2 separate regions of the Homo sapiens genome follow, and region 1 is linked to region 2. The links are chromatin loops, found by intact Hi-C in ENCODE. Cell type or tissue: heart right ventricle. All regions are shown on one strand. Each heading gives the region's core, and the rest is flanking DNA. Links, peaks and the distances in the headings are about the cores only.

Region 1 (3,260 bases), core at 268-2,767, 330 kb after region 2:
ACTCTCCATCTAGTTGCATAATTTTGGAGTCCATAGTGCTCACCATTACATGATGTAGTTGCATATATATTTTAAATGCAAATGATGTTTACCTTTGAAGCTAGACTTTGCCAAGGAGAAAAAACAGACTGATCCTGAAGTTTTAAACATTTTTTTAACAGTAGAATACAGATAATTTTATTGAGTTGGTAAAAAATCATTTTAAAAAATAGGCTAACAAAATATCTCCAGTTTGGAAAAAGTATCTGTTAATTAAAAGGTGTTTAGTTACTACCATACTTAACCTTAAACTGGGTTTTTCAGCCCAGTGAGACTGTTTTATAATTTAAGTCCTGAATCTAGCTTGCATGTACATTTAAATTAGTGCATTTAAATCTAACTTTACATATATTCTATCTTCATATTTTATTGTTGGTTATAACTTTTTAATGGAAGCAATATATGTTAATTTGGGAAAATTTGGAAACATAGAAGTATGCACAAAACTTGCTATAATCCCACTGCCCATAAGTGAACACTATTTTAATTTTGGTCCATTTCTTTTGAGTCATTTTGGTCACACACAGACATATGTGCACCCATACATATGTCTTCGTTATTCTTGGGTTAGGGAGTTCTATATTGTATTGGCATATTAGTTAGGGTTCTCTAGAGAAAGAGAACCAGTAGGATGTGTATATATAGAAAGAGGTTGAGATTTATTTTAAGGAATTGGCTCTTACAGTTGTGGAGGTTTGGTAAGTCCACGATCTGTAGGGTAGGGTGGCAGAGTGGAGATCCCGGGAAGTAGTCGAAGTTCAAGGCCAAAGGCAGTCTAGAGGCAGAATTCTTTCTTCCTTGTTGGGGAGAGGAGGGCACTTCTGTCTTTTTCTGTTAAGGTCTTCATTCACCTGATTTGATGGGGCCTACTCCCATTGTGGAGGGTCATCTGCTGTACTCAGTCTACTAATTTAAATATTAGTCTCTTCTAAAAAATACCTTCCCAGAAACATCTAGAATAATATTTGATGAGATACCTGAGTATCGTGGCCTATTAAAGTTGACATATAAAATTAGCCATCACAATTAGTATGTGATAATTTTGAGTTCCATTTCCCTGATTTGGAAAGATTCTAACAATTATGTTATTGCATATAACATAACACCTATATACATAAAACTTATTCTTTTTAATACATATATGAGTGCCTGGATCTTTATCCCTACTCTCACGAAGTTTACGTTCTGTGAGGAAAGACAGATGATAAACTAATAAGTTAATAAAAATATGTCAGTCATAAGTGCTATGCAGAAAAATAAGGCAGGATAAGGAGAGAGAGAGAGTCATAGAAGGGGTGTAGGGTGCTGTTTTGTTTAAGGTGGTTAGGGAAAGCCTCTCTGTTAAGTTTCTGTTTAAGTAGGGACTAAATGAACAAAGCAGAAAAGCGTGCAGCTGTATGGGTGAAAGGCATTCTGGGTGAAGGGAGGAGCAGCAACTGCACCGATCCTGAGGTGGGAACATGCCCAGCTGGTTTGAGAATAGCTGCTAGTAGTCCCATGGGCGGAAGGAGTGTAGGAGTGGGAGAATTACAGGGAGTAACGTGACAAGACAGGAGGCTGTGGTCAGAAAGTGGGATGCTAGTGCAATAACAGAGTCTGGGGATGAGTAGATGAAGTAGGGGGTAGATGGAAAAGTCTACATCTCTAATCTCTCTGTATTTCTGATCATTTTTACCGTCCCACATTGTGACTGTTTGTTTTAGAGCTGTTTATACTTGTACTCACATTCTACAACAGTTCAGTTTTGCTTTCAGAATCCCCAGAGTTTTATAAACTGAAAGACCAAACTAAAGGGTAGTTACTACTCATCTTTGTGGTGTCTATGGGATTCCTAATCCCATTTAAGGTCCTGTCAGCTGTCTATAATATAAATATTGTTTTGTAGCCCCATGCCCAGGATATCCTCAAATGAATATGAGAGGAACTTACTACTCTTCATGTGTAGGGCCTTTACTTTTGACTTGCCCGGCTCAATTCCTTTATCATAAAATGATGTAACACCTTCTATAGGAGTGTTCTTTGAATATTTCAGTGTTGTGGAAGTCGTCTATGGTTTTTGGAGACTTTGAGGACTCCGTGATCTTAAATTTACTCCTAGTAAAGTTGTGTCGATATAGATATTTTTCTTGTGACTTGGAATAATAGTTTATCAATTTCGGAATGCAGCTGAGGATTGCGGGTTCTAACATCTGCTGTCATCAGAAAGTATTTCATGATCTCTCCCAGCAGTTGAGGCCAAATTTCTGAACACTTTACTTTTTCCAAATGTATTTGCTGAATAATGGGTTTGGTTCTTCTTGGAACTTGTAAAGTTACCTCATGGAATGGAAAAAGAAGGTTTTGCCAACAACTGGAACATGTACTTGACTCCGTAACTATATTCAGCCAAACCATGTTCAGATATTTGTACATGATGTGCTAATCATGTGCCCATTTTGTTATGGAGCGGTTTGGGTTAGTAATATTAACATACTCTGTGCCTGAGCAAGGCAGATATTTCAGTTCACATTGAAGGCCTAAATTATTGGATTTTAAAGAATGTTGATCTGATATATTTGATTGCTAGTTATTTCTTCTGGATGTCTAGGTCATTGTATTTTGTTAGTGTCTTAGTTTTATTTTATTAGCATTTTATATTTTAATATTTCAATTTTGTTATATAGGGATTGTTTTATAAAAAAATTTAGTTATTAGCATTTTAATTTTCATTGAATGTTGACTTTCATGAAATCTTTTAAACAAATTAAAAGATATGAATATGAATTTCAGAAAATGTATAAAAATCGATTTATGCCTTTGTTATAATTTTTTTTAATTTCAGTAAGTATAACCGAGCATCTCAGCTTTGAAATGCATTTTAACACTTTTTTTCTTTAGTCTTAGAATATAGCCTCGAAGTGTACTTTGAAACTCTGTTTTCCTTCTGTTTCCACTAGACACTTCCTTGCACCATGTATGCTTATCTACTATATGCTTGCTTAGAAATTCCAGGGGCTAATTTTGAAACAAACCAGGCATGGAGGCCCTGTGGAACCCTCCCACTTGGGGGAGTCATGAACAGTTAGTCCACTACCATCAGGCTAAAGTCAAAGTAATGCCAAGTGGACCTCCGGATGGGCAGTTACCCGAGACAGCCATCAGAACAAGACACACAGACCCTGTGCCATTCAAACATCTCCTACAGCAAGTTTCCTTTTAAAAACACTATGATAAATTTTAAA
Region 2 (3,260 bases), core at 440-2,939:
GAGGACTTATCTTCATCTTTGTACCCTGCCCCCACCCAAGGTGCCTAAGTGCTAAAAGTGGGTGGTGGTTGTTTCCATGAAGTTGAGTCTCCTGATTCTAAAGCTGGTCACCTTCTCTTCTGCCTTAGCTTCTGGAAAGGGCCTCCTCACGCTCATGCCTACCAAGGTTTCAGATAGATGCCCTTTTAATCCCCTGAAAGATTCAAGGAAGCCCCAGCTACTGGTCCTGGGGCAGTTAGGGCTGTGTTGTGAGCCAGTGCCTTGTTTTGTAGTAACATTCATTTGGAGAGGCAGTTCAGTAAGGGAAATCCACGTGTGCACATTCACTTAACATGAATTGTGACACCCTGTGGGGTGGGTGAGTAAATGGTTGCTAGAAAGTCTGAGTACATTTTGGGCAGGCAGGCTGTGGGTGGCGGCCAGCTCACCAGCTGAGTGGGGAGGGTCTCCAGCAGGATGTTGATGTCCCTGATGGCAGCAGCTCCCTCCCCACTTCCATCCAGCCTGTGGAACAGGAATTTCTGCTGCCCAGTGCCTTCTTCCTTACCCTAATTCAAGGAAGCAAGTCAGCAGCTGCTTCTTTGGCTCCAGGGACTCTAAAAATATGGTGTTAGGGAATGCCTCTGCGACTGGGTCTCCTTCGATGCTGTGCCCGACTTGGCCTGGGCTCTGTCTGGGGAAGGGTCTTGGGAATTTGCCTGTGGGCACCGACACTGCCTCCACCCAACGGCACTGGGACCCTGGCCTTGCTACTCTAACTTCCTCAGCACAGCAGCCGAGGCGTCTACAGTTTCATCACCCCAGCTAAGGTCCAGATACAGATGTGGCTCCTTGGTTTTCATTTAAAACTTCCTTCTAAAGCACCTGGACCAAGGTCTGAACACATCATCCTTCTCCAGGCTCTTTAAATTTCTCTAATCAGCACACGTCCCTTCCTGGCTGCCCCTTGTATTCTTTCTGCTTTTATTCTTGGTCATGTCCCCACCATTTGACATCCATCTGTCAGTCAGGCAAGCGAGGGAGGATGCTCTGGGAGGGAGGAAGCCAGGAGGAGCGATTTCTTCACACACCACAGTGCTTGTGTGCACCACACATTCCCTTTGATAAACAGAGCTGAGAGCTTCCTGCATCTTCCCCTTCATTCCCCAGGTGGGAGGGAGTGATGTCCTAGTGCTTTCTATGGTAGGGAAGAGCAGGCTAGCGGGCTGACTTTTCTTGCCTCAGCCTTAGTATTTGCCTCGTGCAGTTGGAGAGCCTCAGCTATGGCCCTGCATTGAGAGGTGGTCTGAAGGACCATTGTGGGTGGACGACCAGCCTTTCCCGGCACAAGATCTCTTGCCCCTTTGTCTCTCAGGTCCCAAATAGCCACCTTCTTTCTCTCACTCCTCCCCACTCTTTTTTTTTTTTTTTTTTTTTTGAGATGAAGTCTCGCTGTGTCGCCCAGGCTGGAGTGCAGTGGCGCGATCTCTTCTCACTGCAACCTCCACTTCCCGGGTTCAAGCGATTCTCCTGCTTCAGCCTCCCGAGTAGCTGGGACTACAGGAGTGTGCCACCACGCCCAGCTAATTTTTTGTATTTTTAGTAGAGACGGGGTCTCTCCACGTTGGCCCTTCCCACTCCTTGTCAGAAGCAGCAACTCATCTCTCAAAGAACAGGCTCAGTTTGTTTCATCACCGAAGTTAGGCGGTAGCTCGGAAACCCCTTCTCTTTGCTCACATCTCTGCTGAGCCTCTCTTGATGGAGACCTCCTGAGCCTGGCTTCACTCTGCCGGTTCCACCTGGGTGGAATGCGTGTGTGGAAACAGGTGACGGGTTAAGCCCTTAGGAAGGTTTCTGGTCCGTGGCCTCTGTCCCCCACCAGCTCACGAGGCCATTCTGGGCATAACGCATCCACTCTATCCGCCTCCTCCTCATTACCCCTGTCTCATTGCTTACTCCCAGCTGTAGTTCCCCACATGTCCTCAAGAGTTTGGGAGGCGCTGCTGAGCAGCTGCACGCAAGTCCCATGGTCACCAGGAAACATCTTTCACAATGTCAGACTTAAAAGGCCTCAGTAGTCCCTGGAGAGACATAGAGCTAAAAATTCCAGAACATTTGGCAGGAGGCATCCAGCCGCGGACACATGTTCCTGGGATTGCAACAACTTTCTTTTCTCCTATCCCTACTCCCCCCACCCGCCTCTCTCCTTGACAAAAATCACAGGAATGGGATGTAGAACAGGCAGTTAGGGCCACGGGTCTCAAAAGCACAAGTAATGTGTTTCTCTGAGTGGCACTGGGCCCGTGTCTGCACATTCTGCCTCTATGTGAGTCATTGTTCACCTTGTTCAGAGCAAATCTACTCTGTATGAGGATCCAGCACCTTCCCTCCTACACTACCCTGCAGAGGGCTGGAATTATTCCCATGGGGATTTCCTCCTGGGCCCCATAAGCCCCCTGGTCACAACAGTGAGTCTGTAGCCTGGTCAGGGAGAGAACAAGCTTTCTTCACTTTCCCAGCCAACACGTTGCATACTAGGGCCATACATCCCGGCCTCCTCTCAAGGGGCCTGTGTTGGGCCTGACGCCTCTCTCTCCAAGAGGTTATGTGTTCATCTCTCTGCTGAGCCAGGGGCTGTGTCTTAGGCTGCTCTTTGTTTCTAAGACGCTGGGCACAGTGTCCTACAAATAGTTGCTTAATGAGCCTGGATGATGGATTGGCCCTTCCTCTCTCCCCGTCCTGCACTGAGAATCCTTTTATCTTGGCAGTCTCATGAAGCCAATTTTTATAGGATCAGCATTTTCTCTAAGTAGGCCCGGTCTCCCACGTTGGATAGAAAGGATGGTACTGTTAGGGAAAGGGATGAGTTTGGGTGGCGAATGTTGTGACTGTAGCCAAGAGCTATTCCTGGGTGTCTAGTGAATGTCCTGAAATGATCTTGCAGGCCTGAGTCCTGAAGTAGTCCTCAGAGGATATGAAGACAGGCCCTCATTCACACAGGGCGTAGACTTGCTGGGGGCTTCATTCCTTCCCAGTCTAGTAGCTTCTGTGCTGCCTCTGACTGCCTCTCACCTCGCCACCTGCCCTTCCCTTGTCCTCAAGCGCAGCTCAGGAAGATATCGTTATCAGCACATCAAATCCTCTGCTTCCTTCCTGGGCTGAGGGAGGGCCCCTTATTACACAGATCCATCTTGAAGAACAATTTCAATTTGCCCAAAGTTTCTCCAAACTATAGTCAAGCTGGCATTTTAACCTCAAGGAAACTTTGGGAGCCCCCTCAA

The links. Peaks named below come from ENCODE experiments on the same cell type or tissue, not always from the same donor. Only the 100,000 strongest peaks of a DNase experiment are listed, where the experiment ranks them.
Region 1: it touches region 2 in a loop (1.8-fold over the local background); 3 of 110 quality-filtered maps call a loop at or near these places.

The regions. Positions count from the first base shown.
Region 1 is chr2:30,564,471-30,567,730 of GRCh38, forward strand. The region is part of intron 4 of LCLAT1 (lysocardiolipin acyltransferase 1); the gene reads left to right. Among named protein-coding and RNA genes, the nearest start is that of LCLAT1, 120 kb to the left of the region's middle. In heart right ventricle, for the core only: no CTCF peak of the experiment used is centred there; a DNase peak (open chromatin) is centred at 1,511; H3K27ac peaks cover 1,950 bases.
Region 2 is chr2:30,237,491-30,240,750 of GRCh38, forward strand. All of the region lies in intron 2 of LBH (LBH regulator of Wnt signaling pathway), which reads left to right. Among named protein-coding and RNA genes, the nearest start is that of LBH, 7.6 kb to the left of the region's middle. In heart right ventricle, for the core only: a CTCF peak has its summit at 1,969; a DNase peak (open chromatin) is centred at 2,051; H3K4me3 peaks cover 1,377 bases; H3K27ac peaks cover 2,500 bases.